Regions from separate parts of the Mus musculus genome. Here regions 1, 2, 3 and 5 are each linked to region 4. The links are chromatin loops, found by intact Hi-C in ENCODE. Cell type or tissue: heart. All regions are shown on one strand. Links, peaks and the distances in the headings refer to the core of each region. The heading gives the core; the rest is flanking DNA.

Evidence for each region. Hi-C counts contacts between places; a loop is a spot of excess contacts. Peaks named below come from ENCODE experiments on the same cell type or tissue, not always from the same donor. Only the 100,000 strongest peaks of a DNase experiment are listed, where the experiment ranks them.
Region 1: it touches region 4 in a loop (14-fold over the local background); 2 of 42 quality-filtered maps call a loop at or near these places.
Region 2: it touches region 4 in a loop (8-fold over the local background); 41 of 42 quality-filtered maps call a loop at or near these places.
Region 3: it touches region 4 in a loop (3-fold over the local background); 2 of 42 quality-filtered maps call a loop at or near these places.
Region 5: it touches region 4 in a loop (6-fold over the local background); 6 of 42 quality-filtered maps call a loop at or near these places.

What each region holds. Positions count from the first base shown.
Region 1 is chr8:68,763,189-68,769,338 of GRCm38, reverse strand. No RefSeq gene overlaps it. Among named protein-coding and RNA genes, the nearest start is that of Ints10, 28 kb to the left of the region's middle. In heart, for the core only: a CTCF peak has its summit at 2,382 (motif pointing left); no DNase peak of the experiment used is centred there.
Region 2 is chr8:69,116,072-69,122,221 of GRCm38, reverse strand. No RefSeq gene overlaps it. Among named protein-coding and RNA genes, the nearest start is that of Slc18a1, 30 kb to the right of the region's middle. In heart, for the core only: a CTCF peak has its summit at 3,184 (motif pointing left); a DNase peak (open chromatin) is centred at 3,071; H3K4me3 peaks cover 878 bases; H3K27ac peaks cover 547 bases.
Region 3 is chr8:68,790,645-68,796,667 of GRCm38, reverse strand. It overlaps Ints10 (integrator complex subunit 10), which reads right to left and starts at 2,739. Exons shown (of 17, transcript NM_027590.4): 1 at 2,520-2,739; 2 at 1,990-2,057. The coding sequence starts at 2,648. In heart, for the core only: a CTCF peak has its summit at 2,652; DNase peaks (open chromatin) are centred at 2,167 and 2,777; H3K4me3 peaks cover 1,741 bases; H3K27ac peaks cover 1,310 bases.
Region 4 is chr8:69,203,331-69,209,480 of GRCm38, reverse strand. Gm39188 (a long non-coding RNA gene) reads left to right here and starts at 484. Exons shown (of 2, transcript XR_870488.3): 1 at 484-622; 2 at 2,782-3,105. Zfp930 (zinc finger protein 930) reads right to left here and starts at 435. Exons shown (of 4, transcript NM_001013379.2): 1 at 322-435. The coding sequence starts at 324. In heart, for the core only: a CTCF peak has its summit at 2,827 (motif pointing right); a DNase peak (open chromatin) is centred at 2,830; H3K4me3 peaks cover 274 bases; H3K27ac peaks cover 585 bases.
Region 5 is chr8:69,265,794-69,271,943 of GRCm38, reverse strand. It overlaps D130040H23Rik (RIKEN cDNA D130040H23 gene), which reads right to left and starts at 840. Exons shown (of 5, transcript NM_001384124.1): 1 at 753-840. In heart, for the core only: a CTCF peak has its summit at 3,191 (motif pointing right); a DNase peak (open chromatin) is centred at 873; H3K4me3 peaks cover 569 bases; H3K27ac peaks cover 630 bases.

The sequences.
Region 1 (6,150 bases), core at 425-5,424, 440 kb after region 4:
TGATCAGGTATGTTTATATGTGATATGCTACAATGAAATCACTTATTACATTGTGCTTGTGTCTGTGTACAAAATCTTTTCTTGAAGGTAACTATCCTATACAGGGGCAACACACTTCTACAGTTCCAATACTTTTTGGGAAGGGGAAGCAGGAAGATCAAGAGTCTGAACCCAGTCTGTCTGTCTGTGACTGTCTCAAACAGAGGAAATATTTTTCCCTTCATGTAGTTCTAGAAACATGTCTGGCACAACCCTTTTGATGTGCTGCTCATTTTGGTTGAGTTGCATCTTGCTGAGGGCTATTGGGTATATCTTCAGATGAGATTGTTGCTGGATAGCTGTACTGGCTGGTTTTGTGTGTCAACTTGACACAAGCTGGAGTTATCACAGAGAAAGGAGCTTCAGTTGAGGAAATGCCTGCAGGAGATCCAGTTGTAAGGGAGGGCCCATTGTGGGTGGTGCCATTACTGGGCTGGTAGTCCTGGGTTCTATAAGAAAGCAAGCTGAGCAAGCCAGGGGAAACAAGACAGAAAGAAACATCCCTCCATGGCCTCTGCATCAGCTTCCTGACTTGCTTGAGTCCCAGTCCTGACTTCCTTTGGTGATGAACAGCAATGTGGACGTGTAAGCTGAATAAACCCTTTCTCCCCAACTTGCTTCTTGGTCATGATGTTCGTGCAGAAACAGAAACCCTGACTAAGACAATAGCTTTCTTGTAGTGTCTCTGTCTGCATTTGCCATTGGGTTGACCATATCCTCTATAGTTAGGAAATATACTCTCTCTTCTTTGTGTTTTGGGGAAGAGTTTGAGAAATCAGAGTTAATTCTTTTAATTTCTTTGGTAGAATTTACCAGCAAGACCATTTGGTCTTGGATTTTTCTTTATGTAATTAATACCTTTGATTTCCAAATCACTCTTATGAGTTATCTGTCTGTCACTTTTATTTTTTAAATTTCCCTTGGCCCAGCATTATTTCCTTGGAGAAATAAGTCCATTTGGTCTAATTTGTTGGCATGTTCAAGTATTCTCTTATAATCTCTTTTATTTCCTTAACATCTGTAACAATGTCTACTTTCCCTCTTAGATTTTTATAAATATTAGAAGGACATGAGTAAATTTTAAGTGGGAGACTATTGAATCAATCAATCAATCTATCTATCTATCTATCTATCTATCTATCTATCTATCTATCTATCTATCTATCTATCTATCTATCTATCTATCTGTTTATTTATTTTGGTTTTGCCTTTTTGAGATGAGGCTTCATGTAGCCCCCACTGGCCTTGAACTCTCTACAGCTTGAACAAGTCAACGATGACCTCGCACCCTCTGTTCTTCTGCTTCAAGTGCTGAGATTATTGTGCTTCCACTCCTAGCTCTCAGACCCCTTGTCCTAAATCTGTGCAGCTTATGTCTCAGGAGGCCATCCTTAATGCCAAAGATTTAGAACTAAAACTCCTGAGTCTGGTTGGGTTAAAGTAAATGGTTACAGATCTTCCTTCAAAAATTTCCAGTGCTTTTGGAACATGTAATTTCTATCTCTGAAAGAGACTGTTGCAATGGCGTACAGACTGGCTGCTTCTGTTTTCACAATAACATCAGGTGTGCAACATCTCTAGATGTTACAGTACTGCAGACAATGGAGTAAGAAGACAGTATCCCGATTTCATGTTTCTTTAACTGCCCCATTGCCTATTGTTATGCATATATTATACTATATGTTATATATAATATATAATATACATGTATACTATACATATATAAATATACATATATAATATATATGTATATAGTTAGTTCACTCTATGTGCGCCTGATTCAACTTCATAGAGAATGTAGGTAAAAAAAAAAAAACATAAAGCAAGATTTCCACTTTAAAAAATCAGGAATAGTTTCTAGAAACTAGAAAGCGTTATAAAGACCAGAAAATACAGTATCCTTAAAATTGACAGAAAAAGTTTTATTGTTTCAGTGAAGTTTAGAAGAGTCAATGACAGTGTCTCAAATGAGAGATAAGGGTGGTGTGAATTGATACATTTTAGTAATTTGATAATACATCTATAACTTTGAGCCAATAGTTATCAATAAATACTGTCTGAAACATTATCTTAAATAAGTTAAGAGTTTTATGTGGAAAAAAGAAAGCCATTTGTATGGTAAAATAAAATAGATTCATTTGGCAAGATAGGAATGAAGTATAAAAAAAAACCCCACGTTTCACTGTGGAGAATGCAGATGTCACTTGCATCAGGAATGTCTCAGAATAGTGTTTTTCAGCTGGGAATTTCTGACCAAAGGCTGTTATTAATGGCTGTTTCTGAGGGTGGTTTTGTCTGTCTTGATATCAGGTAGTAAGTGGGAATGTGTTGCTGACATCTAGTGGTCAAGGTGAGACATGCTGTTAACAATGTGTCCTGCCCCCACCCCTCGGGCACCCAGTGCTATCACCACCACAGAGAATCCAGTTGAAAGGAAAGCAAGCCATCAGTGTGCTTCTCTTCTCACACTAGGCACTGCACATAGACAAGAAGAGTTAGGATAAAAAGTTCAATTTTAACTACTTTTTGATTAGAGAGTAAAAGCAAAATGTATTACATTTGAGCTGCAACTGAAGAGAATTCGATAGTGAATATCCATGTTCCAGGGACACATTCTAGTCTGTTTAAAGAATAATGTGAGACAAAGCAGGGATACTTGGAACTCCAGAACTACAGCCAGAGTCTGTTCAAGTGGTGGTGGTACATGTCGTCAGATGCGACTTCTTAGGGATGATCTCAAAGAGAAATGTCATGGAACCAGCCAGTTCTGTAAGTCTGACGATAGTGTCTGTTGTTTCTTGATCTTGCCACCTTTATTTAAAGACCTGTCCCTTCTTTTACCACGTAAGAAAGCTGCAAATCACCTGCCTAGGTTTCCATGAGAATTATTACAATGCAAGGTTTTGTTGCAGAGCCTTTTGGTTTATCTTTTTTTGTGAATGATGCTTTTTGTTGTATTTATTAATATCAATTTCACTTATGAATAAACTTAATAATGGAAACAGATGAAAAAAAATCAAGTGCACGTGTGACTTTGACTATTCTGTTTCTCATTTGATAAACTGATTATTGACATGGGAGTCAACCAGCACCTTTTTGTCGATTGGTGAAACCTGGTTTCCTTTGACCATGAAATTGTCTTATGAAAACACAGATCCTGATGAGAGAGAAGATGGCTCTTGTCCAATGGGCTCACACTCTCTACCTCTCCAGGGCTGACACTTTAACTGACCTACTGCCTGGACTGTCTTGGAAAACTACCTCAAAGGTGATATTTTGTTACCTTTTAACATATATTTATTTGTATTTTTTTAAACTTTTTTTTTTTTTTTAAATCACCTCTGCTAAAGTTATTTTCATGTGCAGCCAACTTTCAAATATTACCATTTTGGATGAATGGCCAAATTAGGTAATTTGGAACCAGGATACATTGATTTTTCATCTTGACTTTTTTTTTTTTTATCCTAACATCAGGTGAATTTGACTGGAAAGCAAATGGCTATTATGAAAGCAGTTTGCTATTGTTACAGACTTACTTACACTTCGCTCAGCTGGAAAAAGATGTAGAATGGATGTAAAGAGCATAAGCTGACAGAACTGAATGGATGATTGGTTGTAGGCTTTTTCTTTCCTTTGTTTTTGTTCTGTTTTAGCAGCAAGAAAAGATATTACTTCATACCCTCTCCCTACGGTAACAGTTTTGTTTTCTACTGTTAATGACATTATATATTTATAGTTCTATGTTTACCATTGTGCATGTACTGACAATAAAACAGTATATAACATTACTTGAAAGAAAGAATGTGTAACTCTAATTTTATCGCCAAATTATTATAGAACTAACAAAATGGCTCGGATGACAAAGGCATTTAGCTGCCAAACCTGACAGCCCAAGAGTTTGACAGCTAGAACCCACGTGTAGAGAAAAAGAACTGACTCTTGTTGTTCTCCATGTATGACTTCCACAACATACGTTCAAATAAATAAGTGCAAGTTTAAAATAATTATTCTAGAAATATAACAAAAAATTAAGATAGCTATGAAATAACACATTAGCACTAGATAGAAAACATGTATAGAAAACATGTTTTTATGAGAGCAGTTGCTACCAGGTGTAGTGCCCCACATCTGTATGCCCAGCATTTAAGAGCTTGAGATTGCAATGAGTTCAAGGCCAGTGAGACTCCATAGCAAAAATCTGTCCCAAAAAACAAAAGGAAATGTGTAGTTGTTATTAATACCTACAATCATATAGACAAAACTCTTTATAATTATAAATATATGTATACATCATACTATTATTAAATCAATGCAATTAACACACTTCCCATCTGATATAAACTATAACTTATTTTTCTCTTAAGACCACTTGAAGTGTAACCTATTAGCAATTTTCTATTTTCAATGCACTATTATTAAGCACAGTTACCACATTATACAATAGAACTCCTGAATTTGTTCTTCCCAATTGAAACTTTGTATCTGTTGACCTATAATTCCTTCAACCCTCTCCTCTAGAAAAGTTTTTCTTAAGATGTCAAGGGTCCAGCCCAGTCTTTACATACATGCTAGGTAAACTGTCTATCTCTGAGCATGTCTAGTATTATTGGGCAATATTTTTTTACATATACAATGTGTAAGAGTTATTATGCATAATACTTTACAGATGTCAATATGATGGTGATAAAATTTATATAAATAATGATGTGTGAAAAAAATTTCCCTTAAACTCATCACCAAATTATGGTTAATAACTTAACTCACACTGTAGGCTCGTTCTGAGTCTGACATGTGGTTAACCACTTGTTCCATAAATATTTTTACTGTATGTGTTTATTTTATGTGTGTATGTGTTTGTGAGCATGAGTGCATGCCACAGCACGTGTGGAGGTCAGAGGACAGTTTATGGGAGTCAGTTCTGTCTTCCCATCATGGTGGTCCTGCTGATTGAACGCTGGTCATCAGGCTTAGGGGCAAGTGCCATCTAAGTCATCTTACTGGCCTGGAGTCATTTTTAAACCCTAGCTTGTCACCATCTTTCCTTTTAAAAGGGACGATATCCCAAATGCTCACGATATTCTCTTTAGTTTTCTTTTCTATTCCTATCTACACAAAACACCATCATAATCCAGGCTGTCTCATAGAAATTGTTTTTTTTTTCCACTCAGTACTTTTTAATCTTATCACTTCATGTTACTGCAGTAACTTCTTCCTTTGAGCAATTATTCCAAACTGTATTTGTGTATGCCTGTATGTTATGCATGAGTTTGGGTTTGATGTGGCCTTTAAAGGGATAACTAAGGCAAAATGAAATCACTGGGGTAGACTCTACTCCAATCTGTGTGCTTTAGGCATCTCGAGGGCCTGGATCACTGTTTTCCAGAGAGGACTTTGTTTTACCTTTTGTTATGTGTGTCAGGGGATGCTACTAATCTAGGAGCAGCTTGGCTCCTTCAGAATCCTCAGCTCAATGCTGTAGTGGCAGGTTTGCTGTCTAGACTCTGTGAGGCAGTGAAGGTGTTTGCTACTTCACCTTGCAGCTCTATCAATTGCGATTTGTGTGGTTTCCTGCTATACTATCTGGTAGATGCATGTGTAGGACTGACCACCACAAACATACTCTTTTATTAGTGCAATGGCTCTCTGAACTCTAGTAAAAGTCACTTGTTCTAAAGCTTAAACTGTATTTTCCAACTCCTTTTGTGCATATTTTCTCATTCTTTGACTTTTCCCTTGTTTTTCTTCTCTTCTCTTCTCTTCTCTTCTCTTCTCTTCTCTTCTCTTCTCTTCTCTTCTCTTCTCTTCTCTTCTCTTTTCTTTTCTTTTTGTCCTTCCTTCCATTTTGATTAGATTTAAGGTCTTTCTAGGTCAGCACTAAGCGTTTGTGTGTGTGTGTATGTGTGTGTGGTCGTTTTTTGTATGCTTGCCACTCTTTTTTTTTTCCCTTTTCTTTTCTTAAACAGCTAGTCTGGCCTCATATTCACTAAGTATTTTGAATTCCTGATTTTCTTACCTAGCCTCTCAAGGACCTAGGATTGCAGGCATGTGGTGCCTGACTTGTCTCTTATCTATATCTTTAGTGTTTTTTTTTATAGAATTATTATCTTTTAC
Region 2 (6,150 bases), core at 487-5,486, 87 kb after region 4:
GGTTTGTGGTAGCCACTTTTATTCATAGCACCTGAGGGGTAGACGCAGAAGGATCTCCATGGTTGCCAGGAAAGCCTTGGCAATGTAGTAAGACTTTTTTAAAAGAAAAAAGTGTGAGATAGATAGGTTCGCTGTGACTCTGTAAATGTCCAGATGGAAACAGACTGTAAAGAGAAGAGCTGCTAGACAGGGGAGGGTCCCTGAGGATGTCTAGCCAGTGGGCATTAACTTCTAGGGGTTGTTTAAACCCTCCCTCTGTTAGGAAGGGGGTGGGTAACTCACTCAAAGCAACTTGATTTCCCCCAGCACAAGACTGGGTCCCCAGAGTGAGGCACTGGGGCCAGACCCCTTTGAAGTGCAAATGCAGGTCCCTAGCGCAGCCCGACCCCGGAATAATCAGTGCCTCGCATCTGCTGCCCCGCTAGGTCTTTGCCGGAAGTGCGCCCTGCCAGCTGCTCTGTTCTCCGAGAGCCCCACTGGCTAAAGTCAGGTGTTTGTAAGGATCGCAGAGCCGGGTAATCAGCACTTAGCAGGGAGAGGGAATTAGAAAACAGTGTGTTGGTGTGCTCTGCGGCAGCTGCGGGCCCATTTTTGCATCTGCTTACAAACCTGCTGTCCGGGCGGCGACCCCTGCTGCTTTGCTTGGGCTTTGGGAGGGAGCATGGCCCTTTGTTTAATCGTAGCCTTCTGACTAGAGCCCTGGGGCATCTGGGCAGGTCTCAGAAAGGGGTGCGGGATGGGGGTGGGGGAGCAGATGAGTTTAGATCCGAGAGTAACTTGGTGATGAGGAAGTGCAGGCTTAGCTCACTGCGTCTTCGCGGTCCAAGCTGGCTGCTCTAGCTCATCTTCAGTCCAACCTCAAACCCCAGAGGTATTATTATCGTCATCATCATATTTTTTATTTGTTTCTTTTTAAACGAGACGCCCAAACCAGCACCCCAGACTGAAGGGGTCTGCTCCAAAAGCCAGAGCTTGCGAAGTCGATTGAGCAGAGATGACTGCAGTGTATATCTCTGATTCTGGGGCTTGAGTCCAGTTATCCATTTTTCCTTCTATAAAATATTAGTTGTCTGCTATCCTCTGAAAGGTTTGCCCTTTCAGAAAACACTTAGTATAGAGCACACGCACGCACACACACACACACACACACAAGCACAAGAGTATAATGCCAGTAACTGGGGTAAGTTACTTTGTCAGGAGCCATCTAGTACAGGCTAAGGCTAGCAGGTGGCCTTCCTGGAGGTGGCTCACCGTTTTTTGTTTCTTTTTGTTGTTATTGTTGTTGGCATGATCTTCGATGGGTGAGCTTGATGGCAAGGTCCCAAAGAGACTTCATCTCAGGATTGCTTCTTGTAGTTGATATGCCTTTCTTGTCGTTATTAAATTAATATAATAACCCCTGGGCATTAGCCCACCCTATTGGTCAGATTTCCTACAGATTAACATAAAGATAAACTTTCATGAATTAATGCTATTTTGATGAATTATTGATTCTATAGAATTTCAGATTTGATTCCAATAATTTTAAGAAAAAAGTTTTTTTTTTTTTTTTTTTGGTTTTGTTTTGGTTTTTTGGGTTTTTCGAGACAGGGTTTCTCTGTGTAGCCCTGGCTATTTTGGAACTCACTCTGTAGACCAGGTTGGCCTCGAACTCAGAAATCTGCCTGCCTCTGCCTCCCAAGTGCTGGGATTAAAGGCTTGCACAACTACTGCCTAGCTAAGAAGAAAGTTTTAAGAGCTGGTTTTAGTTGCTTTGCTAGAAAGATGTAATACTGTTAGAATCAAGATTAGAATGTTCCCACTCCTCATAATAGTAAGTAAAGGCTGCATAAATATAATGAGCTTTCATAATTACACTAAAAAGAGAAATAGGCTTGGGACAAATTTGTGTTCAAGGAAAAACATTTAGGTTCAAAGACAAAGTCACAGGTGTGCACTATGATAAGGCAAGGCCATGTAAAAACTGTTGCTTTGAACTTATAACAAGCTTGCAAATGGAAACACTGCCTTGAACTTAATAGCAACATCCTTCTGTAACTCCCATTTTATGTAACATTTTATCTCTGAGGTAATTTTCTAAAGAACTTTTTGTCTAAGAAGATATAAAAAGGCCAGAGAAAAGAAATAGTTGTTGGTGGGATGGTTTGGCTTGGGGGGCTTTGCCGCGTCCGTCTGTCCTCCATCCATCCATATGTACATGTCTGTATATATACGAGTAGGTATATGTGTATTATGTAAGCATGCATTAATACTTTGTGGAGCTGGCAGACAGACTGTCCAGCCCAGCCAGCGTGTGGGTGTATGAGTGTGTCTGTGCATATCTGCCTGTATAAAGACTTTTCCTTTCCTTTCCTTCCTCTCTGGTTCACAGAGTTAACCAGCCGAGTCACAGAGGCTCTGGCTGCCTGAACAGAGAAGGAAACAAACAATAGCAATAAATTCTTTACCTAATCACTCTGCTGTTAGCAACAAGTGTCGGTAGCTCCCGAGGCAGGTAGCTTCTGGCCTCAGAGTAACTAAAGTCAAGATAGGTATGTGTTATTATAGAAAGGAACCCCACTCTTTCCCAAGACCCCATCTTGCCCCTGATGCTCCTCCCCCTCTTCAGTTTTGCCTCTTCATAGAGGACCCCTGCCTGGGCTAAGCTCCTGGCACCACTGAGAGCCAGAAAGTGCACATAAAGTGAAGATCCTTGAGGAAACACAAGGTGCCATACTAGTTTCAGGCTTGGAATACATTCTTCTAGGAATGGTCACGTTTCCCACCTGTTTTGTCTTCCATTTGAGAAAAGATGCAAGGGCAGCCATTGGGTTTTGTGATGTGGTGCAAAGGATAAAAGGCATTCTTATGGGAATCTTTAAAGCCCAGTGACTTCCCAGGACACGGAGGGGAAAACCATGTGCGGCTTCCTCATCAGGCTAACTCATGGTTGTTCCCAGAATTCCTTTGGTTAATGAAACCCAGTGGACTCAGTAAGCCTTGAGATCGCTGCCAGGCTCACAGTAAGTACCGACGCCAGCCACTGCTCTCCAACCTTAGGTGAAAAAACTTTGGTGAGGTTTTTGGTGTGCAACAGTGGAGGCTACAAAGACAGACCCGGGTGGAATGAGAGCAAGGGAAGGAAAAGAAAGGAAATCTCCGAGGAACACCAGGGGCCCTCTACTGGCCAAAGCATTCAACTGCTTTCCTGCCAGGTTTATTGACACCTTGTGGTGAAAACTAGAAATGCAGAAAGTGCTACAAGTTTGAAAATTAATTGTATGTATTTTTTTTTTAATTGTATGTATTCTTACACTGGGATTAAAAATACTGACGCCCTGCTGGGCGGTGGTGACACACACCTTTAATCCCAGCACTTGGGAGGCAGAGGCAGGTGGATTTCTGAGTTCGAGGTCAGCCTGGTCTACAGAGTGAGTTCCCAACAGCCAGGGCTATACAGAGAAACCCTGTCTTGAAAAACCAAACCAAACCAAACCAAACCAAACCAAACAAAACAACAACAACAACAACAAAACCAAACCCTGACACCCTGAGAAACTATTGGCAGTTAATGGCTTTTGGGAAGGGAGAATTAGTTTCCTTCAGAGATGGCCAACTTGGGAGGCTAGCCATGGTCCCACATCCATACACACACAAGCAGCACTAAGTGGACTCATTTTAAATATGGGTAGCTCCTAGTCAGGTCCCTGGCCTGCCACACTGGATTAACCCTTAAGGGAGGAGGTGGACCCTGTTCTTTACATTAGATATAACATCTGCACAAAGCAAATGAAACACATCTACACAAAAGCACACCTTTGTAAAACTCATTCATGATGATCCGAAAATGTAAATGACTCAAATGCCCACCAATCAGGGAATGGATGTATGCAACATAATTTATCTAGACATTACTCAGAAATAAAAAGAAATGGAGACATGTTTTAACATTAATAATCAGTGAAATAAGACAGACACAAAAAGCAACATACTATGGTTCTAAAATCGAACGGGTAAATCCACACAGGAAGAAGAGTGGCAGTTACCTGGGACAGGCTATGTCCCAGGAAATAGGGAATGACTTCTAGTTGGTACAGCACCGTACGAGGACGGTGGACATGAGATTCTAAGACTATGCTGAAGACCGCTGCATGGCGGGTAAATAGGCAGACTGTTCAGTATGTGGTGTTCATGGTCCACATCCCCTTCAGTGGCTCAGAACATTCTCTGTACTCCATGTCCTCCTGTAAGTACACAACCCTGTACCTTTATTAAATGCCTTCGTGGCTTAATACGTGCATTTCACAGTTCAGAGTACCTAGCAAAATGCATGGGTAACTGGTATATTTTCCTCAAAGAGAATGCTGGAAAGGGCTCTTCAGAGGGTCATAACCCGTTTTGAATGTTTGTAGTGAAGTCAAACGAGGCAGTAAATCTGCAATCATGTCCTGTGCTCCCAAATGCTGGCCTAGCCTAGGTCCAAACTACTTACTGCAGAAGAATGAGCTGCTCCTAAGTGAACTCACACGCTGGCCACACAAGACAGGCCACTGCTAGCTGGAACCTGTTACTTTTATGAATGGACCTGAAAGGAAATTGCTGGCCAAAGTCTTCCCATGTCAGCTACCTCTTCACTGCTGTAACTGCACCTCGTACCCAGTCCCTTTGGAACCAGACTTGTCTCCTGGTATTGCCATCCTCCTGTCAGCTTCTGTCACTTTAGACAAGTGTCTCTCATGGGACAGGGACGGGGAAGCACACAGAGCACATTGAAGAACAGTGTTTGCTGATCCTCCTGACCAAATGGGAGGCAGAGGAGTAGACTCATTAGTGTTGGCTTTTAAAGCTGTTCTACGGTCCTGGGGTTGAGGCTCAGTGCTAGTTAATACCCTGGATTTAATGGCCAGCACCTCTGTAGTATTGCTAAAGAAATGTTTTCTCCTAGTTACCTTTCTTCTCTTCCGTGGGACTTTAAGCCTCCTGAGTGCTAAGAAAATGGGTGTTCAGAACTATGCTTGCAATTGTTTATGAAATGAAAAACAAAAGAACCGTTCTATTGCTGCTGCTTTGAGGTTGAGAACCAGAGTCTCACATACACTAACGAGGCAAGTTTCTAGCATTGACATGTATCCTTAGCCACAAGAACTGTCAGACACATGTTCATTTTGGTTAGATGAGCTGTTGCCTAATTACGCCACTGACTGACCCACACAGGACACTGATCTCTAAGTATATGCATTTACCAGCAGCCGCGGCTCTCCTAGAACTAGCTTTGTAGATGGAGCTTGTCTAGAACTCACAGGTCTGCCTGTACCTGCCTCTCAGGTCCTAAGATTATGTGCCACCACCCTGGGAAATCTCTTCTTAGATATGACTCCTCACATCTGTCAAATATGACTCAGTGCAACTTTATCTTTAGAGTTTCTGACAGAATTCTTTGTGCTTACCTGTACTTTCCAAGGTCTGTCTGCACAATGCGTGTGTGATGAGTAAACCATTGCTGAAATTGGTCTACTGCTAGGGCTATGCCTGAGTGCTGCTAAAGACTAAGTGCTGGGAAAAGCACAACAGAATCAGGGAACAGAATGTCTCAGTTCAAAGCACGATGAGGTTTAAAGTCATTTCAACTTGGATCAGTCTGGCATCACTGGCTTGGTCCCAAGTTCTGTATTTGCAGGACTTCTGGTCACCCACATGGGAGAGGCTTGGATTCTCAGAGGCTAAGAATCCTACCTACCTTCTAGAAAATATACAAAAAGAACAGAACAGATTATGAAGATCCCCATGCAAGGAAAGATCTGGGTTTAAACTGCTCAGTGATGGGAAGAGGAATCAAAAACTGTCTGAAGGCCGGAGTATGCCACAGCACGTATGTGGTCAGAGGAACACTTTTTTTTTTAAAAAAGATTTATTTTATAAATGTGAGCACAATGTCACTGTCTTCAGACACACCAGAAGAGGGCATCAGATCTCATTACAGATGGTTGTGAGTCACCATGTGGTTGCAAGGAGCTGTACTCAGGACCTAAATTGGTGCTCTTAACCACTGAGCCATCTCTCTGACCCCAGAGGAAGACTCTTAAGAATTGCTCTCTTCTGCTTTGTAGATCAGGGGCTTGAACCCAAGGTCTTCAAGACTATGCACTGCACTTACCCACTGAATCATCTTCC
Region 3 (6,023 bases), core at 1-5,000, 410 kb after region 4:
AAGAACAATAGCATTTAGAGAAACCCATTTTTCTTTAGGTGAATGATTACATATGTCTGAACAAAGGATAGAAATACACAAAAATAATCTATCAGTTTGAAAAATTTGAGAGTACTCATAAAAATCTTTAGACATTGTTGTGAATGAGGGGCTGGAGATGTAGCTCAGTTAGACTGATTGCTTATCATGCACAAAGCCCTGGGTTCCAATCCTGTATTCTACAGCACAGGTGTGGCGGTGAATGCCAGTAGTCACAGTGTTTGAGACATAAAGGCATGAGATCAGAGGTTCAAGGTCATCCTCAGATACTTTTTTTTTGGGGGGGGGGGAGCGGCTCTTTTCTTTCTTTCTTTCTTTCTTTCTTTCTTTCTTTCTTTCTTTCTTTCTTTCTTTCTTTCTTTCTTTCTTTCTTTCTTTCTTTTCTCGAGACAGGGTTTCTCTGTGTAGCCCTGGCTATCCTGGAACTCACTCTGTAGACCAGGCTGGCCTCGAACTCAGAAATCCACCTCCCTCTGCCTCCCAAGTGCTGGGATTAAAGGTGTGCGCCACCACTTCCTGGCCTCAGATACTTTAATAAATCTGAACCCACAGCAATCTAGAGGACACAAAAGACGTGGTCTCAGAAAGAGAAAACAAAAGCAAGCCAAGAGCCTTCATGCATTCACCCGTTTACACTGTGACCAGTCAGCTCCAGCTCCTGTTGCTATGCCTTCCCCACCAGGATGGACTGTATCCTTAAAACCTGAGTCAGGACACACCCTTCCTTTCTGAGCTGCTTTCTATCAGTCACAGCAACAGAAAAAAATAACACTCTATTAAAAACAACAAGAAAAACAAGAACAAAACTCACAAAGGTAAACCACAGGCCAGAAATAACCAAAGAGAACAGTCGCAGCGACACTCGTATGAGGGGCACCAGCAGTATAGTAGCCGGGCGGTGGTGGCGCACGCCTTTAATCCCAGCACTCGGGAGGCAGAGGCAGGCGGATTTCTGAGTTCGAGGCCAGCCTGGTCTACAGAGTGAGTTCCAGGACAGCCAGGGCTATACAGAGAAACCCTGTCTCGGGGGAAAAAAAGAAACAATGATATAGTAAGATATCATTTTCCCCATGATACAGGTGGGGTGTGGCGGCATAGCCTCTGTCCCAGCTAAGAAAAGAGGAACAAGTGGGTCTGAGTTCAACACTACCCTGCCCAATAAAGTGAGGTTCCTCTGTCTCATGAGGAAGAAAAGGAAAAACAGGGGTGGTGGTGGTGGAGGAGATGAACATATACAGGTTGGCAAAAATGTGGAAAACTGCCAATTCATATATATACACATATAAATATATATGTATATATATATATATATATATATATATATATATATATATATACATACATATATATAATTTGTGGAAACAGATATTTAGGCTATCCTTTTTAAAGAGTAATTTGATAGATGATGAATTGTACATATCCCTTAGCTACAAAACATCAAAATATGGGTGCAGAATTACTCACTGACATTCCAAACATAAATAAATTGGAAATTAACCATGCACCCAGAAAATGATACATGGCCATTAAGAACATCAGTTGTCTCTATAGACTAGACCCAGAGGGTCCACAACAGCGGGTTATGAAAGTACACTTCAGGGTAGAATGGCCTCGCTTTTATCAGCTACCCAGTGTATGTATGTATACATATGGAGACACACAAAACTTAGCTCTGGGTTAGAAGGGATTTCACATTTCATTCTATCAATTGCTGTCTGAATGTTTGTAATGAGCCTATGATAAATCACTGGCTACAAATTTGGGGATTAAAATACAAGAATTAAAAAGTCGTCTCTGTAGAACGCCTGTTGGCAATTAAGGCCTGAATTCTGGGTACCAGGGAAGAGGATGATCTTGCAGAGCCCCGACTGCTACTATCAATTGTTCATATCTGAAGAGGACCCCTTCAGATATCAACAATAGCTCCCAGAACGATCCCAGTTAACTCACATGTCATACAGCAACCTCCCTGCGGTGGCAGTCCTCTCGGCATTCCGTTCGATGGTGTACATTTCATACTGAAACAAGGCAGACAGGGTCAACGGCTTCCACGGTGGTAGCTGGTCCAGCTCCAGCCCACCTGCAGCACTGCTCAGAGGTGGGCCTTCACCCAGAACACCCACGAAGGGAAATGAGAGCCTGGTGGCCCAGAATTCACCCCATCTGCAGGGCTTCTAGGATCAAGTGGAGTAGAAACGTCCCCAAAGAAGCAGCAACTGAACAGATGGCTGCTACCATGATCAATGAATGAATGCCCTGGGCCCTAGTGGCAAAGATGCACTGTACAGGATCAACCAGACCCGGATTTACTGTATGGTTTCCGCCTTTGCAGGTGCTGGGGAAAAGGTTGGTCAACTGTCCTGTGGAGCAGGGTAGGAGCAACGTGGGGAGGGGGACAGCGGCCGCGCAAAGCGCCCAGGGCCACTGGGCTCGGCCAAACGCTCTCTTCCGCGCGTGCGGACGCGCCGGGTCTGACTCACCTGGATGTTGAAGTCGGCCGGGTAGAGGCTGCGGGCCGTGATCAGCCATGCCTTGGCTGCCCACAGGTCCTGGGGCACTAGTTCCCGGGCTCGCTGCACCAGAAACTCACAGTCGCCCTGGGCCGACATGGTCCCGGGTTTTTGCCCTTCCAGTAGGCGACACTAGGGCGCCGCCAACCCCCAGGTGGCCACTGCGCATGCCCAGAGACCAGCCAACCACAGGCCGCAGAGGTTCTGTAGAGTCCTATGGAAACTACGGAGACCTGGATTTTCATTACTCGGATTGCCATCCGTCGATGGTAGCGCGCCGCTGACCGCCTGGGAGTAAGCGTCAGAGTCGGCAACCCTGTGCTCCAGGTTCTTGCGTTCTCCTTTGATTCCAGCCCGGGTTTGAAGGTCCGCGACACGCTCAGACACGGAGCGGCGGTCCTTCGGTGTAAATAAACCTGGTGCCCAGGGTTAAGGTGTAGTTTCGAAGTGTCGCGGAGGGCTGGGCCTGGACTGTGCAAGACGACCCCACCCTCGCATGCGGAAAGACCCTGGATCGCCTGTTGCTTTTGAGCTTTGCCAACATCTTTGCCCCTGCCCCAGGCATTATTTCGCCTGAATCTTATTCTTTTTCTCCTATACGGAAAAATTAGCATTTAGAAGATGCTCGGCTGGATGTCCGAACCACCTGCTCTGCAAGAGTTAAAAAAAAAAACAAAAACAAAAACAAAAAAAAACAAAAAAACAAAAAAAAAACAAAAAAACTTTGATCATTTGAACAATGGAAAATAGCTGCAGTATAAATCGGTACCGAAATCCTGGCTTTGGTTTTGCATTTGAACAACCACAATAACAAAACAGTCCCCCTGTTCTGTTGACAAGGCAATATTCATTTATTGAATTGGAAGTGTCCGGAAAGTGAATTGCTAGCTTTGGTTTTCCGTCTAAGTGCATGTATATATATATATTTCTTATAGGTGTTTGTATATAGTTCCTATCAACTGTAGCCATCATTTGCCACTTAAAACCAGGACATCGAAGAATTCAGAGCTGGTTTTCTTTTCTTTTTTCCTTTGAGACATTCGGTCATGGCCCAAGCTGACCTTAAACTTGGCAAGTATACGAGGATGATCTTAAACTCCTGATTCCTGACTTCCATCTCCAAAGTGCTGGAATTAAGGACATGTGCCTGTTCTGATTAATTTTTTTTTCTTTAACAAAGAAATTAGGAATTTACTTATTTAAGTAAAAAATACAGATATTAAAAATAAATATGAATATAAACATTACAATAGTGAATTGCAGTTCTTGGATGAAGCTTTGTTTATGTCAAAGATTATTTGTGAAGAGAAGGGACATAGGCTACGAAACAAAACTATTTGGGGCAATAAACATCTACATCATCTCTGATATCTGACCTAACTGTCTTCTTCCAGATAAGCTTTTTAGGAGGGATCTTTAAGCCTGGAAGACTTGAAGCTCCAGTAACCTTCAAGTTAAGAATGAAATAATACCTGGTCTTTATGGAAGAGGTTTCCCAACCTTTCTCTAGCCCAGCTACCCGATGTCTATGCTGGCAAATGCATTGATCTGTTGCTCTCTTTTGTTCTGTGATCCTAGAAGCTCAGGTGGCTTCCCTACCGTGAACATATCATCCAAGGCAAGGTGAGACCTGGCCAAACCATCTCATTCATATTAAGCTTTGAATGAACTTTCTTTTAAGTTCCTTTATTGTTTTATATCGATCTTATTTATAGAAATGTAAAAATACAGGCTTGCTAATGAATAATTTATAAACAAGTAGTAAAAATTTGTGGTGAATTAGTGTGCTGATTCAAAAAGTGCAGAGACAGAGGGGTGTCGTTTTAGGTAAAACACCAAAAAATGTCAAACTCAAGTTTGGTTATCCTGAATTTTTAAAGGAAGTCTGAAAATTTAGCTGGCCATAGTGGCTCAAACCTTTTATACCAGTACTTGGAACAGAGGCAGGTGGACCTCTGTCACTTCAAGGCCACCCTGGTTTATTTAGGCAGTGTCAGGCTAACCAAGGCAAAGAACAGAAAGAGAAACCAAAGAGGCTGGAAAGATGGCTCAGCCACCCTGGTTTATGTAGGCAGTGTCAGACTAAACAAGGCAAAGAACAAAAAAGAGAAACCAAAGGGGCTGGAAAGATGGCTCAACAGTTAAGAGCACTGACTGCTCTTCTGAAGGTCCTGAGTTCAAATCCCAGCAACCACATGGTGGCTCACAACCATCCGTAATGAGATCTGTGCCCTCTCCTGGTGTGTCTAAAGACAACTATAGTATACTTACATAGAATAATAAATAAATCTGAGAGAGAGAGAGACCAAAGAGGGAATAGGAGTTCTGAAAATTCACAGGTGGTTTGAATGAGAATGGTCCCCACAGGCTCATTGGTTTGAATCCTTGGTCACCAGGGAATGGAACTATTTGAAAAAAATTAGGGGGTGTGGTCCTCTTGAAGGAGGTGTGTCATTGGCTGGAGTCTCACTCTTCCTGCTGCCTGCAGATCAGGATGTAGAACTTTCAGCTACTTCTTGAGCAGCTTATCTACATGCTGCCATACTCCTTGCCATGATGGCAGTGGACTAAACCTCTGAAACTGTAAGCCAGCCCTAATTAAAATGTTTCCTTTATAAGAGTTGGCCTTGGCATTGGTGTCTCTTCACAGCAATAGAACACTAAGACAGAAGTTGGTGCCAGGAGTTGGGTATTGCTGTGACAGGCTTGACCATACTGCGTGTTGGTGGAATGTTCGAACTTTGGACTAGAAAAGCAGTTGAACACTTTGACTGGGTTTTAATGGGACATACTACAAGGAGCACCAAAGGCAGTAGTGCTGAAAGATGCCCGTTATGACAGGTGAGCTCAAGGGGCTTCAGAGAAGAATGTTAGTAAGTAGACTAAAGATAGTTGTTGGTGAAGAATGTAGCTGCTTTCTGCCCTTGTCTGAAAAAATAAATCTATCTGAGGCTAAGTTGGAGAGTTTTAGATTAATGGTGTTGGGAGAGGAGATTTCAAGACAGCTTAGTATTGACTCTGTTGTGTTATTAGAAGTCACTCTTATACAGATCTATAATGAAAAAGAGAAAGCTGCGAAAGAAATAATATAAAATGTACAGTTTGAGGAGGAAACGAGCACCAAAAAGTGTAATGGAGCTAAGTTTAGTGCCCAAGGAGATTAAGAAGTTTAAAGAAAGGCCTAATGCTAAATGAAATAAAGGGAATGGTGACTTCCAGGCAAGACTCTACCCAGCTGAGCTTCCAATTGTGGGAAATTAAATTTAAAATTAAAGAAAAGCTTAAGCAGCTAAGTAAACATCAAAACCAGAAAACTGGTGAAAATGTATGTATCTGAAGAAGGAGGTCAAGTTCTACCCCTAGCAAGATCGAGACCTTGTCAGCTTTGACAACAAAGTTTTGGCTTTAGAGTTGAAAGAAAGATGAAATTTCAAGACCTGTAAGTCATACAAAGTACTCAGAAATTGCTGGTTG
Region 4 (6,150 bases), core at 704-5,703:
CGAAGAACAGAAATTCTAGAGATGCTAGCTAAACTAAAACGGCAACCTGCCGTCCTCTGATGCACAAGAAGCACGGTGATGTTGGCTACAAAGATGTTTCTACGCACACACCATGTCCCCAAAGCTCTACACAGACGCTGCCCACAGGGTGAAGTTCTTCAGAGGTCACCACTTTGGTACAGGGAACTACAGAGACCGCATGGGACTTCATACAACTCCACATCTGGCCCACTAGCTTCCATCCAGTCCAAGGGTAGCCTACCAAAAGGGATGCCGAGGCTCAGCAGCCCACTTCTCCCAAGACTGCGGTCCCTTGCTCACCATAGCGTGGCTTCCAAGCTCGCGTGCACCCCTCACAGATCCTGTTACACGCAAAGAACCGCTTGCATTTTCCCAGCTTCGGAACGGAGCCTGGAGCCTGGCGCCCGGAAGAGCCCGCCTCCCCGATGACGCTCCGACTGCAGGTTCTCATTGGCTGATGAGGCCTGAGTGACAAGAGTCCCTCCTTTGGCGTTGGAGTTTAAGGAACAGCACAGAACAGTATTTCCTGTTGCAGATATTTGCATTTCAGGAGTCCTTGCTCTTGACCTGAGGTAGCTTCACTTCTATCTTTCCTTGCGTGGTAGGCACTTTCCCCTTTTCCTCCTTGACACAAGGTAGCTAGTTTAAATAGCACATTACAAAATGTGGAGTGGAGTGTTTCTCCTGTCCCACAAGTGGAAGGGTGCCCACGATATTAATAATTAAGGAGATTTTAGAAAACAAATGTTTGTTCTGTGGGTTCACGGTGAGGTCAGGTGAGCTACAGCTACGTTCTACCTGGCTGGCAAAGGTACACTGGACAATCCTGAGAGAAAACCTGGAACCACATCACAAACACAATGAAATGTGTTTCTCCCACAAGAAGGCTGGATGGTGGATCCATCCCTATAGGAGTTTTCTTCCTGAAATTCAGGTCTATCTCTTGACAAATTAACACTAATGATAAGTGTAGTCTCCACGGTAACTTGAATAATTAGAAAGAAATGGTTCGAGGAAGAATGTTGTTTATGAACACTATTCCTAACATTTTTCTGAGTTAAGGTGAGAAAACGCAGCTGTATTAGTCAAGGTTCTCTAGATGAACAGAAATGATAAAAATGAGCGTCTCTTTCCCTCTCTGTATGTAGAAAGGGGATTTATTAAAACGGCTCGCAGGCTGTGGTCCAGCTAGACCAACAAGTGCTGTCTAGCAACTAAAATTGGAAGAATCCAGTAGTTCAGTCCATGAGGCTGCGTGTCTAAGCTGGGCTTCACTGTATACCACATTTTCAAAGAAGGAGGCTCTAAAGGAATGAACTTGCTAACCAAAGATAGGGCAGAGAGAGAGAGAGAGAGAAAGAGAGAGAGAGAGAGCTTCTTTCTTCTCTATTTATGTGGACTGTCACCAGAAGGTGTGGCCCAGATTAAAGGTGGATCTTATCGCCTCAAAAGACCCAGAAGCGTCTTCCCACTTCATAAGTTTTAATTAAGAAAAATCTCTCACAGGTATATGCAACTTTTTGGGTCTTAGTTAATTTGTAGTCAGTTTGTCTACCAAGAATAGCCATCATAACAGACAAGACAGAAAAACTTGGAAATATTTCTTACCAGCAGAAAGCAGGGAAATCATTTAACAAAAATAAAAGACAGGAAGCATGGGGGTTTTCTTTAGAGAGCCTGGACACATTCGCGTAGAGTTCTGCCTGATTTGGTGGTGTTCTTAGCTCAGCGTTGGACAGGAACATATACAATTTATTTTAAAAGACAGAAGGAAATGTCTCTGGCACGTTCATCTTGTACCTCAAGGTCATAATTGAAACTCATATGTTAATTGAACCCAGGGAGAATAAGACCACTACCACGATTTTGAGACAACTTGAACCACCTAAGAGCTGGCCATCAACTGGATCCTAAGTGCTGTAAGGAAACCAGACCTGAATCCACTTCTAGTGCCTCTTTTAAGTAGTAAAATCACAAGCTTCTGCCAAACAGGTTTACAGAAAACAGACAATGAGACAATAAGAAAATACAGGAATAAACAACCAAAGGAACAAAAATGTGGTCACCATAGAGGGTCAGGTATGTTCAGGATGTTCTCAGAAATATGAAGAGGCCAGGGGTCAAGCAGATCAGGCTCCAAGAAAAAGACTTAAATAGAGCAAATCAGTAAATGGGGTATTTTGAGCAATACAGCATAATGGCTCCTGCCTTCAAACTGAAGTCAGGTAGGTTCCTCACAAGTAAATGACACTGTGAATGTAGCTTACTTAGGAGCCAATACTACCTGTTAATTATGGCCAATACTACCTATTAATTATGATGTATGCTCTTAAAGGCAGATATATCAATGCAACAATTCTCGCAAACATACAGGAAAAGTCACCTATTTGCACAGTAGACGTACTTAGATGAACAGCTATGCTGAGCTATTCTATGCTCAGAAGAGCATTCTATGCTTTTGCCTCTGAGCAGGCTGGCTCAGAGGAAGGCCACAGCTGCTTCCATGCAGGACCAGAAAGAGTTCATTTTAACTAACCCTAGCTGCTGTCTGTCTTAGGACTGTGACAACACCAAAGAGTATGTTGAGTATTTTTCTTCATAAATGAATGGGGAGAGATTTTAGACATTAATTGGTATCCACATCACTGAAATAGCACGTCAAGGCACTGGAGAGATGGCTCAACAGTTTAGAGAGGTGGCTGCTCTTCTAGAGGATCCAGGTTTAATCCTTCTTTTTCTACCCTTTATTTTATATTTTAGTTACCTGGGTATCTGCCTAGTTGTGTCTGTACGCAGTACCGGCAGCATCCAGAAGAGGGCAGAAGATACCAACCATTGGAGTCACAGCACATTGTTAGCTACCATGTGTTACGGAAATGGAACCTGGGTCCTCTGGACAGCACTCAGTGCTCTTATCTGCTGAGCCAACTCTCCAGCCCCTCTTCTTTGAATTTAAGGTTTACTTTTGTACTTGTTCATTGAAATATATTGCATCTCATACACCCTTCCTTGTCCTCCCTCCTTCCCTTCCCAAATTCTTCCTTGTCATGCATGAGTAAGTACACTCTTAATATATGACTACAACCTGCTGAGTCTGTTGTTGTTGTTGTTGTTTGTTTGTTTGTTGTTTATTGTGTGTATATAGTTTCAGGAATGATTACATTGCATTAAGTGGCCAACTAGGGAGCGTATTCCTGCCTCAGGCAGATTCTCTGACTTACAGATGAATTGAACTGTTTAATGAACAGTGGGAGTCTAACCCCTCTAATGACCTAGGCTGTCTTGGACAGCAAGTATTATAAAGATTAGAAACCTAGGGATGGGAAAATACACGAGCAGTTGAGAACACTGCCGATTTTCTGAGGGCACCCAGGTTTCCTTCCCAGCACACTCAGCAGCTCACATCTATCCCTAACTCCAGCTTCAAGGAATCTGAAAAAATCTGTTCACCTCCTAGGCAGCCATAAATTCACCAAGCAGGAATGAGGCAAAGTCACATAAACAGGCAAAACTCCCATATACATGAAATACAAGTGAAATACTTTTTCTTAAAATGAAGAAAAAGAGGAAGGGGTGAGGGGAGACACCTGGCACCATAAAGCTTATTTTTTTCAAGCTTGGTGTGGTTTTGCATTCCTTTAATCCCAGCAAGCAGGTCACAGAGGCAGAAAAATTACTGTAATTTTGAGGAAAGCCTGTGCTATATAACACTCACACACAAACACACACACACACACAAGGAAAGAAGAACAAAACTAAATAATAGAGGAAAAGGAGCATGGGGGAATTGGGAGAGTGTAAGACCTCTGCTCTAGAGCTACAGTTAAAACACACCCCTTCCTGGGTTCCTCTACTTGGAAGGGGAGATTTTTCTGTGTTCTGATCTTCCACAGAACACTTCTGTATAGTTACCTTTCTCTTGCTATTATAAAACTCAACCAGGACCAAGCCAATTTATAAAAGAAAGTATTGGGCTTATAGATCCAGAGTCAGAGACGTTGCTCACATAATAAACACATAACAGCAGGAAGACCTGAGAGCTCACAGTTTGAACCTTAGGTATGAGGTAGAGAATACACTGGGCATGGCCAGAGGCATTCATAGCCAATAAGCCCAGCCCCATGATACACCTCCTTCAAAAAGGCCACACCTGTAATCCTTCCCTAAGAGTTCCACCAACTGGGAAACAAATAAGACTATGGAAGCCATTTTTTTTTTAATCAACACATCTTCCTTCAACTCTTAGATAGTGACAGAGATTTTGTAGCTGACCAAATTCTACCATAATCTTAAATGAGACTGTTATGTTTCCAACATACAATGCCACAGAATATTAGCCATACTTCTATCTACCAATGCTCTATTTTTGTGATGTTGTATGTAATAGTCTTACATTTAATCTTCAAAGCAAAGTTTCAGCATCATATCTATAGCCAGCCTGCACTCCTGAAGTGTGGTCCAACTTGTCAACCATTGCTTATCTTAGTTGTAACTTCTATTTAGGACTTCAAAGGGAAACCACGGGTATCACATCCTGTCTTATTGCTATATGTCCTGGGAAGATTATTTTTCCAAAGTGAAAATTTCAAGGTAATGTCAGACAATTATAACTTTGGTAGATTTGGGGTATACCTATCAACAGTGATTGCTACATAGGTTTATTTAGAAAAGAAACAATGTTACCAATTAAGGCAGATGTCAGAGTTTCCATTACAGAAAGAGAATTCTTTTATCTTTAATCTCAAGTCATCTCTCTCAACTATACAAATTAAATTTAACCAGTACAGTACTAAAATTCTCATGTGCCATATTCCAAGAGACAGTGTATGCTTTGCTAGGAAAAGAGGCGGCTCCAAAGAAAAGAAGTACCACATTTACCTCTCGTTTCCAAATGACTTCTATGAGTGCTCTGTGTGTGTGTGTGTGTGTGTGTGTGTCTGCAAGTACCAGACATGCATGCGGAGCATAGACATACATGCAGCCAAAACACATATAAACCTAAAATAAATTAGGAAAAAAACTGGGAAAAAAATTAGTTGTACTGGAGTTTAGTACAACCAGTCAGTGCATCAGAAAATGGTTATTATGTTGTGATCAGAATATAAAGAAAATTTCCCCATAAGTCAAGGTAGTGGGAATTGGCTTGATTTGCAGAAGATATATGAGATTAGTGTTTATGCAGAGTGAGTAATGGGAGATTGTGCTTACATGTCAAGTACACTGAGGTGAGACCTAGTTTGTGGTTGTCCAGCAGTAAACACTGCCATTTAACATTTATGTCTGGGTGAGCAGCAGTAGACACTGCCAATTGCTATTAACGTTTATGTCTGGGTAAATGAAGAAGAGAAGCTTTGCTTTATTTTCTTTGTACTCCAAATTAAAAAAAAAAAAAAACTTAGGTGTCTTTATTTTAATGGGAAAAATCTCCATTGATAAACAGAATAAGTAGTTATCTGTGTCATATTCCAACCTTAAAAAAAATCGCCGGGCAGTGGTGGTGCACTTTGATCCCAGCACTGGGGAGGCAGAGGCAGGCGGATTTCTGAGTTCGAGGCCAGCCTGGTCTGAGGGTGAGTTCCAGGACAGCCAAGGCTACACAGAGAAACCCTGTCTCAAAAACTAAAAAAAAAAAAAGAACATGATCTCCATGATCTCTCAGCACTCAACAGCATTTACAGCCCTGTTTTCAAAACACCTCCACTATCTGCTCACAAAATTATCTGGAAGCATAGACTCCACAAAAATCACATTAGTCCAAACTGCAGCCACACATCTCTGATATCAACTCCTATTCTAGTTCCATTTTATTTACTTATTCCTGTTTGTTTACTTGTATAAATAGCCCGACCAAATCAACCATAGGGAGAAAGGCTCTGTTTGTGCTGTGATTCCAAGTTATCATTTCAGAGGTGTACAGGGAGGAACTCAAGCATTTACTCACATAACACCCACAGTCAAGAACAAACCAGGATGACTGACTGCACGGTGGTGCGTGCCTTTAATCCCAGCTCTCAGAAGGCAGCAGCAGCCCTGAGACATGTGTGAGTGCAAGACAGGTTGATTTTCTTACTGATATCTAGGCCAGCCTGGCCCTGTCTCAAAACCAAAACCATGCAAAGTAATAACAAC
Region 5 (6,150 bases), core at 732-5,731, 62 kb before region 4:
TAGACCTGTATAGCACACCAGACCTTGATGTTAGTTGTGACCGTGCACTACTTCTTTGAATAGCTTTTAGACAACTAACTGCCTTTTAATATGCGGATTGCGTTAGTGGCTGGTTGTAAATCTTTTGTTAGAGTTTGGGGCCAAATGTCGAGACAATTCTGGTGAGTGAACATGTGTTTCTGATCACCTCATGTCTAAGAAGCCTGGTTAGCATACTACTTATCATCATCTTTAGGATGCTTTAGAGGCAGCCCACCCTTAGCTAAACTCTACTTTGCGTGACTTATTATCTCCTAAGCATTGGTAAATCCTTTCCATCATCAACTCTACCCTTCTCCATCACAGATTATTAGCGGAGTGCTAACGAACACATGAAACGCCATTTACTACCTCCCCAAAACTAACTCCAAATGGATCGTACTCCTAAATATTAAATATGAAGCACAGAAATTCTAGAGATGCTAGAGAAACTGGGACTCTCTGAGTTTGGCAAACTGCCATCTTCAGATGCAACAAAAGCCTGGTGAAACTGACTACAAGGATACTTCTACACACTACCCCTGTTCCCAAGGCTCTGCGCAGATGCAGCTCCCAGACCACCACTGGGGTCTAGGGAGATGCAAATACCACAAAGAATCTCACAGCAGGCTGCATCTAACCACTGCTTCCCATCCGACCCCAGGGAGGGCCAACCACACGGGCTCCCGAGGTTCACAAGCCCACTGCTCACCAGGCAACCGCCCCTCGCTCACCATATCTTCTCTCCCAGGCTCGCGCTTAAGCCGCAGGTAGTGGCAAAGAACCACTAGCACTAAGGAAGCTTCAGATTCCAGCCTGCAGAAAGTCCCCCGGAAGAGCCCGCCTCCCCTTCTGACTGGAGGTCCGCCTCAAGGGTCTGATTGGCTAATGAGACTTGAGTGACAAGAACCTCCCCCTTATGCTTAGAGGATGCAGAAGGGACACAGCACAGTGTTTGCTAGAGCTGATATCAACCCCAAGGCCAGACCTTTCCCGGATATGCACATATTTGCATTTCAGTCGCATTTGCCCCTGCCTCCAACCATTCACCCTTCCGCCTTTCTGCACTCAGCAACATTTCCTTCTTCCTCCTGGACACTGGGTGGCTGGCTTGTGCATCTCATTTCACAATGTGGAGTGGAGTGATTTTTGTGTCCCACAAGTAGAAGGGAGCCACAATATTAACAATTAAGGAGAGATTTTAGGAATCAAAACGTTTGTTCTTTTGCTTGACACTGAGGCTAGGTGAAGTTCAACTGCATGTAACCTGGGAGGCAAGGGTACGTCAGAATATCCTGAGAGAAAAGCTGGAACCAGATCAGAAACACAATGATAGGTATACCTCCCACCAGAAGGCTGAATGGTACTCCACTCCTATAGGAGTTTTCCTCATGAAATGCAGGCCTGTCTCCTGACAAATTAGTAATAATGAAAAGTATAGTCTCCATGGTAACTTGAATACTTAGAATGAATTGGTTCATAGAAACATGCCTTTTATGAACACTATTCTTAGCCAGCATGTTCCTGAGTTAAGGTGAAAAGAACATAGCTGTGTATTAGTGAAGGTTCTCTAGATGAACAGAAGGGATAAAACAGATCTCTATGTAGGTAGAAAGGGAATCTATTAGAATGGCTCACAGGCTGTGGTCCAGCAAGTCCAAGAAGGGCTGTCTACCAACTAAAAGTTGAAGAATTCACTAGTTCAGTCCATTAGGCTGGTTGTCTCAGCCGGTCTTCAGTATAACCCACGATTTTAAAGATAGGGGCTCTAATGCCAGTAAAGAAATGAACTTACAAAAGTAGGCTGTTACCAGAAGGTGTGGCCCAGATTAAAGGTGAATATTGTCACCTCAAAAGATCCTGAAATGTCTTTCCACTTTAAAAGCTTTAATTAAAATCCCTCGCATGTTTTCAGCCCATTGGGTTTTAGTTAATTCCAGATGTATTCAGTCTGACTATCAAAAATTGCTATCACAGCAGACAAAACAGAAATGCTGAGCCAAAGTTCTTACCTGTATGGGCATGGGAGTCATTTCCAAAGCAATGCTGTTTCTCAAAAAAGGAAGCATGGGGATTTTTCTTAGGAAGCCTGGACACATTCACGTGGAGTTCTGCTTATTCCTCAACATGCTCATTTAACAAATACACTTTTGAACATGGTCGCAATCTAAAAGCAGAGACGTTTATGTGCCTTCTAACTCAAAGTCAAGCAGGAACATAAAAAAATTATCTTAAAAGATGGAAGGAAATGTCTCCGGCATGTTCATCTTGTACCACAAGATCATAAATGAAAATCATGTGTTAATCTAGCCAGGAGAGAATAAGGCCACTACCACAATTTTGAGCCAAATTTGAACCAAGCTTGATTTTATTGGGATGCACCCAAGAGCTAGCCAGCAACTGCCCCCTAAGTCAGGTTAAAGAGAGAAACCCTTCATTTTTGACCCACTTTAAGGAGTAAAATCATAAGATTTGCCAAGCCAGTTTACAGAAGGGAGACATGGAGGCAGTAAAGTAATATGAAAAAATATCTCAAAAACACACACTATGGTCATTATGTGATTAGCAAGAGTGGTTAGGAAGGGTCAGGAATGTTCAAGGCGTCCTCAAAAATAAATCAAGGTCATGAGTTGGGACAGGTCAAGCTCCAGGAAACAAAATTAAAAGCAGCAGCTCAGCTCTTACAGTAAATGGAAACCTATTTTTTAAAAATACAGCATAATGGCTGCTGCCTTCAAAATGGAGTCAGGCAGGTTCCTCATAAGTAAATGAGTCTGTGAATATATCTTACTTAGGAGCCAATAATACCTGTTAATTATGTTTTATACTCTTAAAGATAGATGTATCAATTCAATAATTTTCACACATACAAATGAGAGAGAGCACAAATATAGCAAACATCAAGGAAAAGTCACCTATTGGCACCGTAGACACTGTACTTACAGTGAACAGCTACACTGAGCTATTCTATGCTCAGAAGGCTGCTTTCGCCTCTGAGCAGGCTGGCTCAGAGGAAGGCGATGGCTGTTGCCATGCAGAATAAGAAAGAGTTCATTTTAACCAACCCTGGCTGCTGTCTCTCTCAAGACTGTGACATCCACAAAGATTTATTTTTCTTTTTTATGTTAGTAATGAGTGTTTGCCTGCATGAGTCTATTCAGAACCCACAGAGGCCAGAAGAGGGCAGACGATCCCAGCAACTGGAGTCATAGCATATTATTAGTAACCTTATGTGTCCTGGAACTGGAACCTGTGTCCTCCGGAAAACACCCAGTGCTCTTAACTGCTGAAGCATCTATCTCTCTAGCCTTACTTTTTTATTTAAAATTTCCTTTTATACTGGTTGATTAAAATATATTACATCTCACACACCCTTCCTCGTCCTCTTTCCATCTTGTCCCAAAATTTTCCTTGTTATGTATAAGCAAGCTCTTAATATATGACTACAACCTGCTGAGTATTTTCTTATTTTTGGCTGTGTGTTTATGGTTTCTGGGCTGATCACATTGCACTGGATAGCCAATTAGGAAGTTTGTCTCTGTCTGCAGCTGATTGTCCTACTTGTAAGAGAATTGTCCTCTTTAGTGAGAATGGGAGTCTGATGCCTTAATGCCTTAGGCTATATTTTTTAAACAAATTTCTCTGCAGTTTGCCTGTGTGATATGATTATGGATGTGTAGACAGATGCAGATATGTAGATATAATAACTGGATGATAACTGTGTGGACCCTTTCTTTACATGGACTCTGAATATCCAGCTCATGTTGCCAGATTTGTACCCAAGAGGAAGTTTTCTCAGTAAGCCTTTTCACTGGTCTGCAAATAACACTTGCAGTAACATTCCACCAGTAAAAGGTATGTCTCCTTTTAAAATCTCATAATCCAAGTGTATAAGTCCATGGATAATCTGAGTAATAAGCCCTACTTGCAAGCCAAAATGATAGTCATACCCTCGTTTTTCTATGCGTGTTACTTTATTTTGAAGACTAAACATAAAAACCTGTGATTAGGAAACTCTCATAAACAGAATCTCAGAAATGCAATGTGTGCCTGTGAGATGGCACAGATGTGTGCCTGTGAGATGGCACAGATGTGTGCCTGTGAGATGGCACAGATGTGTGCCTGTGAGATGGCACAGATGTGTGCCTGTGAGATGGCACAGATGTGTGCCTGTGAGATGGCACAGATGTGTGCCTGTGAGATGGCACAGATGTGTGCCTGTGAGATGGCACAGATGAGATGTGCCTGTGAGATGGCACAGATGTGTGCCTGTGAGATGGCACAGATGTGTGCCTGTGAGATGGCACAGATGTGTGCCTGTGAGATGGCACAGATGTGTGCCTGTGAGATGGCACAGATGTGTGCCTGTGAGATGGCACAGATGTGTGCCTGTGAGATGGCACAGAGGGAAAAGGCGTTTGGTGCTAAGCCTGATGACTGAAGTCAATTCCTGAGAGATCCACATGACTCCCACACATTATACTCTGACTTCTTTTTTTTTTTTTTTTTTTGGTTTTTCGAGACAGGGTTTCTCTGAATAGCCCTGGCTATTCTGTATACTCTGACTTCTACACTTGAACTATAACATATGAATATCCACACACCACCACTCAAGGAAATACCTAAAGGCACCAAAGTCACTTACTAATGCAAGATACTTGCTGCCAAGTTTGCTTACATGCATTTCATCTCTAGAACTTAGGTGGAGCAAGGAGAAAACAGACAGATATAAGATGTTCTCTGATTTCCACATGTACTCCATGGCACACAAACACAGGTATACCTTTTGTTTTGTTTTGTTTTGTTTTGTTTTGTTTTGTTTTGTTTTGTTTTGTTTTGTTTTGTTTTTCGAGACAGGGTGTCTCTGTGTAGCCCTGGCTGTCCTGGAACTCACGCTATAGACCAGGCTGGCCTCGAACTCAGAAATCTGCCTGCCTCTGCCTCCTGAGTGCTGGGATTAAAGGCGTGCGCCACCACTGCCCAGCTACAGGTGTACCTTTTTAAATAGAAGAAATTAACAAACCACAGAAAATAGCCAAAATATTAAATGAAAAAAAAAATATGATACGTTTAAGAAGTTGGGATTAGTATCTTAAAATGTTCCAAGAATTGTCACTGTTTACCAAAACAATGACAGTTCCTTTCATTCTTCGATTCAATGATAGCTCAGTTTAAAGGCTTATGTTAATTGTCTAGCAGTTCACAAACCCCTGTAACTTCACTTCCATTATGTCTGGCATCCTCTTGTCCCTGTAGGCACTGCTTTTTAAAAAATAAATAGACAAACACACAAACACATCCATGCTCGTGCACACACACACATCACACACACAAACCACACACATACTTTATTGTCATCAACATCAACATCACTATTGTATAAAAATTTAGATTGGATTTACAGGTTTTCCTTATTTAATATTGGCCATAAAATACAATGTTCTTGAATTTGTCCTGCAATGATAGAACTGTAACATGTAATCAAAATAAATTATATTTCTTCTTACCACTTGTATTTCATTCTTGGTTTGCATCTGTGAGACTTTCATTGCTAATATTTTTATGTGTCTGTTTATATAAATACTAATAAAAACTCAGTGATTCTTCTATATAGCTCCTATCAAAAAAAATTAAATAAAAACTTATGTTAAATTTTGAAAACTATTCTAATTATATATTCTATTATAATCTGGACATGTTCATGAATGTGAGTTGATTTGTTTGTTGTTTGTGACATTTATTAAGATTTAGTGTGATATTGTTCACTTGCATGAGAGTAGTAGGTGAGAATTTAGTTTTGTTTTCAGTTTCAGGTGAAAAGAACATGATCTTTTTGCTGGTACTCTAGCTGGTCTTTCCATGATCCTTCACAACTGTATTATCTCTGTGAAAGAAATAGGTGAGCTAGTAACTGAAGGGGAATTGATTTTGGCTACAGGTTCAGAGACTTCAGTCCATGCTCTAGAATAAATTGCTTCTGTTTTGTTTTTAATCTCTCTGTATCTCTGTCTTCCCCTCTGTACCTGCCTCTCTCCCTTTTCCCATCCCCCTTCTCATTTTCTCCTTTCTCACTGGGGGGGTGGGGGGGTGGGGGGGATCTATGTGTGAACAATCCCAAATTGAATATCAGAT